Regions from separate parts of the Homo sapiens genome. Here region 2 is linked to region 1. The links are chromatin loops, found by intact Hi-C in ENCODE. Cell type or tissue: HepG2. All regions are shown on one strand. Links, peaks and the distances in the headings refer to the core of each region. The heading gives the core; the rest is flanking DNA. Region 1 overlaps ARL15 (ARF like GTPase 15). Region 2 overlaps ARL15 (ARF like GTPase 15).

What was found. Peaks named below come from ENCODE experiments on the same cell type or tissue, not always from the same donor. Only the 100,000 strongest peaks of a DNase experiment are listed, where the experiment ranks them.
Region 2: a loop joins it to region 1, with 18 times the contacts of the local background. A loop is called at or near these places in 1 of 110 quality-filtered maps.

What each region holds. Positions count from the first base shown.
Region 1 is chr5:54,006,410-54,011,793 of GRCh38, forward strand. All of the region lies in intron 4 of ARL15 (ARF like GTPase 15), which reads right to left. Among named protein-coding and RNA genes, the nearest start is that of MIR581, 58 kb to the left of the region's middle. In HepG2, for the core only: no CTCF peak of the experiment used is centred there; DNase peaks (open chromatin) are centred at 2,192 and 3,152; H3K4me3 peaks cover 225 bases.
Region 2 is chr5:53,940,360-53,945,743 of GRCh38, forward strand. The region is part of intron 4 of ARL15 (ARF like GTPase 15); the gene reads right to left. Among named protein-coding and RNA genes, the nearest start is that of MIR581, 8.5 kb to the right of the region's middle. In HepG2, for the core only: no CTCF peak of the experiment used is centred there; a DNase peak (open chromatin) is centred at 4,832.

The DNA.
Region 1 (5,384 bases), core at 55-5,054:
ATATGCACAACAAAAAAGATTTTTTTTTTTTACAAAACAGTGTGTTCTCTTATAACAATTGATTTTTTTTTTTAACATGAAATCCACAAAAGTCTGTATATGACTCCCTAATCATGCTGCAACCAACAGTTTGAAAAACAGGGATGGAGAACATACTGTTCCAATTTTAATTAATATTTTGCACAGAATGGAATTAAAAAAGTCTTGTTCAGACAAAATAAATAACATTTATTGATTTCCTTTCATTTATTTGTTCTAAATGTACTTAAAATGAGGCTGTCATTGTTATCCATGAGGTGGGGAATGGATAGGTTCCCTTTTCACTACATGCACCCTTCTATACCTTTTGAATTTTGTACCAGCTTGAGTGCATTGTCCATGTGAAGGTTAGGTAAAACAGGCGGGGTGCGGTGGCTCACGTCTGCAATGTCAGCACTTTGGGAGGCCGAGGTGGGTGGATCACCTGAGGTCGGGAGTTCGAGACCAGCCTGACCAACATGGAGAAACCCTGTCTCTACTAAAAAAATACAAAATTAGCCGGGGTGGTGGTGCATGCCTGTAATCCCAGCTACTCGGGAGGCTGAGGCAGGAGAATTGCTTGAACCCAGGAGACGGAGGTTGCAAAACTCCGTTTCAAAAAAATAAAGTTAGGTGAAACAAAATTTTTACTCTTCTGAAAGTCAAATTTTTAATTGGGGCTGGTTCTGCCTTGCTTGATTTCATTTTGTTCTTAGTGTTTTAAGACTGATTTCTGGAAAACAGTTTTTGAAAGAAGAGTAGCAAAACTTCAGGTCTGTGGCTTTCTAAAGCATAATTCTCCATTTTCTAAAAGTATTGATCCGCCTTGGGCTCTTTGTCAGTTTTATGCACTTTTGTAATACTCTTTGCGTTTTCAAGATGGATAGCCAATGGTGTTTTGATAAACTTGGTCAATTTCTTTACTACCCTAAAATGCAAGTAACTGGCCTTCTAGCTTTAAATATATTCATCTTATTCAAATAGTATTTCAACAGATTTTCTCCCTATAGCATCTTCAGTTTTTGTCCCCTCTAAAATGGCATATGATCCTGGCCTTAAATAAAATATTTTTATCTTTAAATTTTAAAAGAAAGAGTGGCCAGGCGCGGTGGCTCATGCCTGTAATCCTAGCACTTCAGGAGGCCCAGGTGGGTGGACTACATGAGCTCAGGAGTTCGAGACCAGCCTGGGCAAGGTGGTAAAACCCCGTCTCTACTAAAATAAAAAAACTTGGCCAGTTTTGCAATGAAAAGAGAAACCTGAAGGTAGCATAGGAGCACAATATTGACATGTTAACAAACTGATCATTGCTGCCTCTTTCCTTATAGACCTTCTTTTTGAGAAATGCACACTTGAGCCAAAAGAAGATACATAAGCCTGAGTCCTCTATCACTTACATTCTTTCAAATCAAAAGCAGCTCCCAATGTTGGGGGTCTTGTCTGCCTTCACCATTTGAAAGAGGAAGTGTAGATTATATGAAAACATCATCAGTCTCAGGAAAGAGAGGGTTAAATTCTGCATGAGACTCAGACCTTCAATACATCTCAGTGAGTCATGCAAAAATGCACAGACCGGCTCCTGCTTTAGTTCTGCTGTCTCTAAAAGCAGCTATATTTGATTGTCCTGAAGCTGATGTAGCATTATGTGTCAGAGGAGCTAAATAACTTCTATAACTCAGAAACAGACTTTTTGTTTTTAATGTAGAGAAACTTGTTTAAATGCCAAGAGTCCTCTGGGCATATATATGAAATTTTAAAACACTACATGTAAGAGTGAGGAGAGATGAGTAACCACCTAAGACAGAAATAGTGAGAAAAGGTATCTAGGGAAAAGAAGGTGTGTCTTAATAAATATCAGGCAGACTGTGAAATGTGTACATGAACTGCATTTTAGACTCTATCTCTTTAAGTGTTAATGCATTGCGACTACTAAATGCATTATTAAAATGGTGCCGATTGCTCAAACCTTTGTACCCAAAGCACTGGATTATGTTATCCAAAATTTTAAAAATACAAACAAACACTTTTCATAACAAAAGTTCTCTCAGACTTTTGACCTCTCTCTTTCTGGCATTACACGAAGCTAGAACTTGCAGGGGTTGGAGAATGTGGCCTCTGATCACTAACCAGGGTTTTCTCTTTACACTGGCTTGTTTACTTATTTCTTCACCAAAGCCAGGGAACGTCCCTTTAGCTACTGCAGCATTTCTAACAGATGCGACAAATCACAGGGGTGTATTTTGACTGCTACTCTGTCATGTGAACAAGAGAAACACTGAAATCTTTTCCCAGTCCCTGTGCTTCATCCTTGTTTTCCCAAAATGTTTGTAAACTGCTCCAGAGAATTCTTCTTTTAATATTTGAGTCTTCTTTCCTCTGGTAGATTAAAATGTTAATACTTACGTTAATAAGATAAAATGTCATTAACTGGAAATCATTTTGCATCTCTGTTATCTATTCTGGCATTGTCATTTCAGTATTGTGGCTGATTGGAGGTCCAAGAAACTATTTTAATGTAAGATTACAGAACTAGACACTAGAAATTATTTCTATGTTCATTATTTTAAGGTTTTGAAAATGAGCTGATCATTTTCATTAGAATATCCTGGCAGTAGTATTCATGTTTCATTATAAATAAAATGTCCATTAGAATTTGTGAAATATAAAACAAAAGGTGCTTCATATTATATATGTAAATGCAAAGGTGCCTTAATTCCCACTGATCTTTGACAGCCTAAATGAAAGATCTCCCTGCATTTCTGTGTATTTGCCATCATTGTTAAATTGCCACAAAGTTGCTTTCGACTTTTTAATCATTTGGGAGAAGGCAGCAGTACTGGCAGGAACTTCAAGTAACTTAGCAAAGTGTGTTGCCCTCCTTTTCCTCCACCCAACAACCTAAAATTACCAGCTTTCCATAAAAATTGTAAACTTTCTAACATTCATTTCATTCACTCAAATATAGATTTGTAAGGTTTTTTTAAAGCATATTATTCCAGCATCACTGATTTGTTTAGTTATGAAACACCCCACATTCCATAGAAAGTAATACTTAGGCTTTGTATTACATTTGCTAGGTAGGTAACTGTTTCAGGTCAAAAAACATTGCCCTGAACTCTCTGGCTGCTGCAGACATTCCTGCTTACAACACTATGGACTGCGAATATTGTGCACAAACTCTTTTGTCTTCAGCCCAAGAGATGGAATTCAGCAAACATGCAGTTGACTTTTTCTATAAGAACAATAATTGCTGCACTACTAAATCTTGCAACTTCTATATTAAGACAAACTTGATGAAAAATGGGTCAAAATTTGAGGCTCAATATCAGCCTCATTTGGCAACAGAGCCAATCCTCAGTAATCTGTGGAAATGGCAGGCAGGGAGAGTAGGGAACATCTCCAAAACCCATTTTAGCAATATTCCAACAGTTCCAGTTATCAGAGCTCTTAACAAAGAGCAGAATTTAAGGTTCTTCCTCAATTCTCAGGCCACCCTGGAGGTGAGGTGAGAGAAAGGGAGGAAAGGGCAGGCTCCTGACTCTCTTTACTGAGGAAAAAAACAAAAACAAAAAGACAGAAAGGAGGAGATTAAGACCAACACATAAGGCCACAAAGAAAGGGAGAATGATGACTGTTTTGAAGCGATTTGCATTCTTTTAGCAGACCTGAGTAAAAGGAAAGCCCTCCCGAAAAACACAAAAACACTGCCCCACTCACTTCATTTCTTCCTGAAGGGCAGGCTCAACAGGACTAAAAATCTGCTCCTTGAACAGGAGATTTGCTAAACAATCCATGCATAGTAGTAACATTCACCTTACATTTAATAATTACTTTATAAGTGTCAAAGCAATGACAATGAAGTAAAACAAGTAGATTGATTTTTCAATAAATGAGCTACAAATTTAAGACTTCCAAAACACTGGTCTAAAAAAATTGTCAAGATAGGCAATATTCCAATTGATACTGTCACTGCTAAACATTAGTATTTCCACTGGAATTATCTAGAGAGTTAGTTAACAAGACATTCAAGACAAACAGTCTCAATGCCTAGTAGATATCACCTCATCTTTGACCATATCTGGAAGGGAACCAACATGATTCAAAATATTCACCAGACTTGGCTCTGAATAACCGCCAGCTAAATAAAAAATAATAATAACCTGCAATACAAAGCCCAAGACTGTCCAACACCAAGGACATCTAAAGATGACAATGGTTTCTGAAGAAATTATCGCATTATTTTATTGATCCCAACAATGACTCCATCAAATCAGTAAAATAAAAAAAATTTTAAAAAAATCAGGCCGGGGGCGGTGGCTCACGCTTGTAATCCCAGCACTTTGGGAGGCTGAGGCGCGCGGATCACGAGGTCAGGAGATGGAGAACACGGTGAAACCCCGTCTCTACTGAAAATACAAAAAATTAGCGGGGCTTGGTGGTGGGCGCCTGTAGTCCCAGCTACTCGGAGAGGATGAGGCCGGAGAATGGCGTGAACCCGGGAGGCGGAGCTTGCAGTGAGCTGAGATCGCGCCACTGCACTCCAGCCCGGGCGACAGAGCAAGGCTCCGTCTCAAAAAAAAAAAAAAAAAATCAGCTCTCACAAAGACTGTGGAAGAAGTCCTTAGTGAAGTGATAAAAGGCCAAATTATAAGACAGATGCCTAGCCTGTGCCGGGAGTGGAAAAAGCCCTCCGTGAGCAGATTTCACGATTCAAGGTTAAGTCTCTAGAGTGAAAATAAGTGTAGTTTCACAGAAGTTGGCATATAAGGAATTCAACCTTTAGAAATATATACTGTGAATATCCAGAGTTCTATACATTATGGCTTTGTAGATTATAAAACTGTAAAATTTAAGTGTTTCACCAAACTTCCACCATTATTACCTCAAAAAGTTGTATTACACAGAACTTCAACTTTCTATATGACCCGTTTCAGTAATGTGTGCATTTCTTAAAATGAGCACATTTCTCCTGTAATCAGAAGAGGTTGGTTTTTTGTTGTTGTTGTTGTTTTGTTTTTTGTTTGTTTTTAAATAAATAACAGAAAAAGGTGTCAGTATTTGGAAATACTATTCTTCATGGGTAGAAACTTGATAGTGATTATATAGGTGGTTAGGGTGAAAAATAGCATGAGTTCCATTTTTAACTTCTTTCCCAGAACATTTAACCTAAAACAACCTAAGACACCGAAGTTAAAAGGCTTGCTAAGTCAGAAAATTCAGGAAGGGAAGCTTGAATGCAGGCAGTCTAACCAAAGGCAGTGGAGGAAATGCTGGAAAACTACGGTCTTAAAAGAGCATAAGGGCCGGGTGTTGTGGCTCACACCTGTAATCCCAGCACTTTGGGAAACCGAGGCGGGCGGATCTCG
Region 2 (5,384 bases), core at 99-5,098, 66 kb before region 1:
GCTGAAAGAAAAAAGAAAAACACCATAACCTTTTGTCTCTACCTTTGAGCAATTTAATAAAATTAAACTTTGAAAGAGATTAAGAGTAGTAATCAAAGTTCCAAATATAGCTAAGAAAAAGCTAACTACTCTGGTGGAAGTTACGTATATTTGAAGCATTTTTCCTCAATATAACATGGAATTAATAGGAATTCACTCATTATGCATGTTCTAGTATAACCTTAAATGCCCACAGGTTATTCCTAATTTTCTGGAGAAATAAAAGTCACATGGCATTTTTCTATGCTTAAACAGAGAACAATTATGGATTTTTTAAGAAGGGAGAGAAGGAAACATGCATACTTCACTTATGCCCATAACTTCTAGAGCTTTTATGTTTCATATGAAAAACAGAAAATACATTTCTAATGTGTCATCAATTCTTTTGAACTTCTAATAATTTGAATGTACATTTTATAGCAAATAGCTTAATGATCACATCATGCAGCTGACTTAATTCTCAAAATGTCTTTGTAGTTTTATTATTCTGTAAAAGCAAACTGTTTCACCAAAAATTGTACTAGGTCAAGCTTTTACAAGAAAAATATTTATTATATTGTCCATTAAAGCTTACCAATTAATTACCAAGTTTAGTCAATGGGGTTCCTTTGAACTGCCTGTGAGATGAGTATTTTATTACTTATTATTATAATAATGAGTAGATTTGAAAGATTTTTACCTTACAAAATATCAATGGTTTATTTCACAATGTTATTTGTTAAACCAAAGCATTAGTCATTCTCTTCTTCTACTTTTCTCCTTCTTCCCCTTTCCCTTTACTTCTGTATAAGCTTTTTTAATATTTAAGATATGAAGAAATCCAACATTATACATCATTAAACCATGGCCAAATTCACAATAAAATGTGCCTGCAATCCTTTAAAAAAAGGATTATGTATACAGAACTACGTGGAAAACTTGCTGTTCTCAGAAAAGAACAGAATGAAACAGATAATAAATAAATTTCTATATCCAAGGTAGATCTTTCTTTTTACAGGAGGTCGGGTAAGTTCATACAGAAAAACTCTACAGAATGGGCCTGTCGTTAAAAATAAACGAAGCAAGGATTATTGGGTTTAGATCATTTTCTTAAGAATCAAAAAAGTTTTTCTAGGGCTTTGGCTAAGTACATGAAGATAAATGATGCCCAATTCTGGTTTTGCCAAATAACACAAGTCTTTTCAGAAACTACAAATTCCAGTGGCTCTGGCAGAATGAATATCAACCTAGGTCAGTTCTCCATAACCAGAACCCACAAATTTGCCAGTCCACTTCACATCTCAACTATTAGATAATAGCAGGCAAGATGCATGTTCCTGGTGGGCACAGTTGTTTATGTGGTGATTCTTCTTTGAGTTGTTGGTGTTTTCTCGCTTTCTTCCCTCCCTTCCTCCCTTTCCTCCCCTCCCCTCCACCTAATAGAGGGCCCACCTCTCTACAGGGTGCTCACCTCTAACTGTCTCCAGCAGTAGAAAAGGAAGTCAGAAAGCTAAGCAAGGCCTGGGTCAGGAGAGCTATTTATTTTCATGATGAGAAACCACCGCAGGGCTCTGGGAAGGGAAGTGGCACAGTCTGATTTATCTATTTAAAAAATCCATGTAAAGAGTATGGGGCGGGCAGGGGCAAGAATGGAAGCAGAGATGCCAGGTAGGAAGCAATTACAAGAATCCAGAGAGGAATGGTTGCAGGTTGCTTGGACTAGGGTGGTAATACTGTAGGTTCAGGATATATTTTGAAGATAAAGGCAACTGGTCTTGCTCATGTGGGCACTGAGAGAAACTGGGGCCAGGGAACTAGGTAAATTGTGGGGTGGGTGGGGAAGAGAGGGAAGGATGCTACTTTGACTGAGATGGAAAACAATGGGGGAGAAGTTGGGTTTGAGTTGTGTGGGGGCTTCAGGAATCTTTTGACCTTAAATGTAAGATGGCATCAGACATACCAGTGGCACTAGAAGCTGTGGAAGCACAGGAATAATCTAGAAATCGGTTGAGAGCTTTGGCTAGAGATTTAAATGTAGGACTCATCAGTTTATAGGCATCATTGGTGTATTTAAAACCATGGACCAAGGACCAGGCGCGGTGGCTCATGCCTGTAATCCCAGCATTTTGGGAGGCCGAGGCAGGTGGATCATGAGGTCAAGAGATCGAGACCATCCCGGCCAACATGGTGAAACCCCGTCTCTACTAAAAATACAAAAATTAGCTGGGCATGGTGGCATGCGCCTGTAATCCCAGCTACTCAGGAGGCTGAGTCAGGAGAATCGCTTGAACCCAGGAGGTGGAGGTTGCAGTGAGCCGAGATCGCGCCACTGCACTCCAGCCTGGGTGACAGAGCGAGACTCCATCTCAAACAAAACAAAACAAAACAAAACAACCATGGGAAAGGTGAGATGACCTAGGATATGAGTGTAGGTGGAGAAGAGATTAAAAACAAAATGAGGCCCGCATTCCACTATTTAGAAGTCAGGACATGTGAGGGTGTGATAAGCAGCCACCAGTGATGAAAGTGCTTCAGGAAGGAGGGATGGATCCGCTGTGGATTGCGTAGTAGTTGAGTCATGAGAGAACTGATTGGCATGACTTCAAGAGGGAAAATGGGAGGGGAGGAAATGGAGGCAACAAAGAGACAATAAATGTTCTCTCTAGGAGCTTCACGATAAGTGTGTGCTTGCAGAGCCAAGAAAGAAACTTGCTGGAGGAGGGCTGGTCAGTGGGGAGTGGGCGGGGGTGTTGGGGAAGATAAGAAGGGATTTTTAAAAGATTTTAACGGGCTATGTATATAATTTTAACACTCTGTATCCTGATTGTAATAATTCACTAGAGAGAAGAACAAAGTGATGATGCCAGAAAGAAAATGTAACTTCAGTAGGTGAAAGGAAAAAGGATATGGTAAGAAAGTGTGTGTAAAAGGTTAGTAGATTTTTTGTTTTGATGATTTTTATTTTCTCAGGGAAACAGGGAGTGAGGTCATCCACTGAGAAGGTGGAAGGGATACTGAAGGTTTGAGAGAGGAGGAGAAACTATGAATGAGTCCTTCCCAGAGAAGTGACCAGCTAAGATTACTAGAAAATTTGGGGCCCCTTGAGCCTTATGGTCATCAATTTAATAAGCCAGTCAGGAGTAGTATTGCTGGTTTTTCCTTCTGTCATGTTCAGTTTTTCTGATGCAGGTATGGAGTAAGTGAGTTGAAAAGACAGGAATTGTCAAAGACAGTGCTTAAAGATGAGGTTTCACAGGTGGTACAGCTACTTATAATGGCCAAGTCTGGTTGAGAATGGCCTGAGTGGGTGGCTGAGATAGAGTGAAAGAAAGATTGTTGGAAGGAAAGTGCTCAAGGAACTAAGAGAACCAAAGCTGGATAAATTTTCTACCTGAGAGCTGGAGTTTCCAAGAATGACAGACAGCCATGGGAAGAAGAGGTGTCAAACCAGCGCTCAAAAGCTTCTATGAATGATGGTCAGAATCAACAGGAAGCTGTACAAAATGTGTCCAGAACAGTAGTAGGTAGAATAGTGCAATGGCTTAAAATTAAAAGGAAATGGAATTTTTAATTGCAAGATAAATGGTCTGGAAGTGGCAGTAAGGAACAAGAAAGACACTCATCTCAACTCTGGACCCCATGTTACATGGGCATGGGAGATAAAAATCACAGCAAGTGAAGGATAGAAAATGAATTAAGATCCTTCTAGGGATCTTACAGGGCCTTAGAACTACATGGTAAACACCACCATGTCTGGCACAGAGCCAAAAACACAACAGGGTTTGAACAAATACTTGGGTTTTAACTAAAAGGAGTTTAAAAGTATCATCAATTCTGTAGACAAACAGCCTAGATATGGGGCTTTAGAAAAAGTCCACAAGGGAGTGGTTAAACAGCTTGAGCAAGAGACTTGGAATATATGAGAAAAGGGATGAAATAAAGAAATGACCTGGCCGGGCACAGTTGTTCGCACCTGTAATCCCAGCACTTTGGGAGGCCGAGGCAGGAGGATCGTTTGAGCCCAGGAGTTTGAGACCATCCTGGGCAACACGGTGAAACTTCATCTCTACAAAAAATACAAAAAATTTGCTGAGTGTGGTGGCATGCGGGAGGCTGAGGTGGGAGGATCACCTGAGTCTGGGAGGTTGAGGCTGCAGAAAGCTGTGATCATGCCACTGCACTCCAGCCTGGGTGGCAGAGTGAGACCCTGCCTCAAAAAACAAACAAACAAACAAAAAACAAACAACAAACCTGATCACCTACTGAGTAGCTCCCGACTGCACTCTCAGCTATTTTCTATCCTACTACCTTATCCTTTTCCTTGATTTCTTTGCTAATTATTTGTCTGCTTTTCTAGAATTGCTAATTTTCTGATTCACTACAAATGTATCAGCTTAATTACTATTTCTTTTGCTCGTCACTATATACCTAAGGCCTAGCAAAGTGTCTGGCACATATAATGTCCTCAAAGAATACCAAATAAACAAAATAGAGAAAAGCATGGTTAGAAGTAGCCCAATTAAGTTACACTATGCAGAGACAGGCCAATATAGGTTCAATACTTCTAAGGATCCCATCTTTGGGATGGAATTGACATTTAGAAAGAAGGCAGTGAAAAACAAATACTGATTCCTGGGCAACAGATCAGGGAGGCTGCATTCTTGTAGGCAGAGGGCTAAACAGCACTTGACTAAGGAGTAAGCTTGGAGTGGCTGAGAGAGATGTGAGTCAGCTTCCTCGTCTCTACTCAACCATCTTCAAAGTCCTGCCTCATGTGACCTTATTCCTACGATGATCCATTCTGTCCACAGTGGCCTTTCATGTTCTGTACTTCCTGATCTAACAGACAATCGCTATTTCCACTGTACTCCTAGCTTCTACATCACTATTACGTTGCAACTGTGAACACGGACATGTTTGTCGTTTACTGGGTATGTTTACTGAGTAGTTTAGACGTACATTGACATCAGACAGTTTATCTTTTAGATTATAAACTTGTAGAAGCAGGGGTTTGTAGTCTCCATAATGTAATCTTTGGTTCGTTAACTCAGTTTGTTTAGGTCAAGGGTGAAGGTTTAACCTCCAAACGAGTTATTTAGTTTTGCTTTGCTCCACTTTCTCAAACTACCTCCAACTCAGGCATTCTCAGCACACTGAGAAGTGTTAAACCAAGACAGAATAAGAGAAAAAATTCACATTTGAATGAAAATTCCAAACTTTACAATTGCAAACACCATACATTAAAAAGAACAGCAGTGAAATTCCAAAGCACCTGAAAAATGAGTTGCAAAAACAAAAAGGTTTATATAATCTAAAATTCCCGACTGCAGAAATATGTAAATATATATTTAAACTTGAAATATATG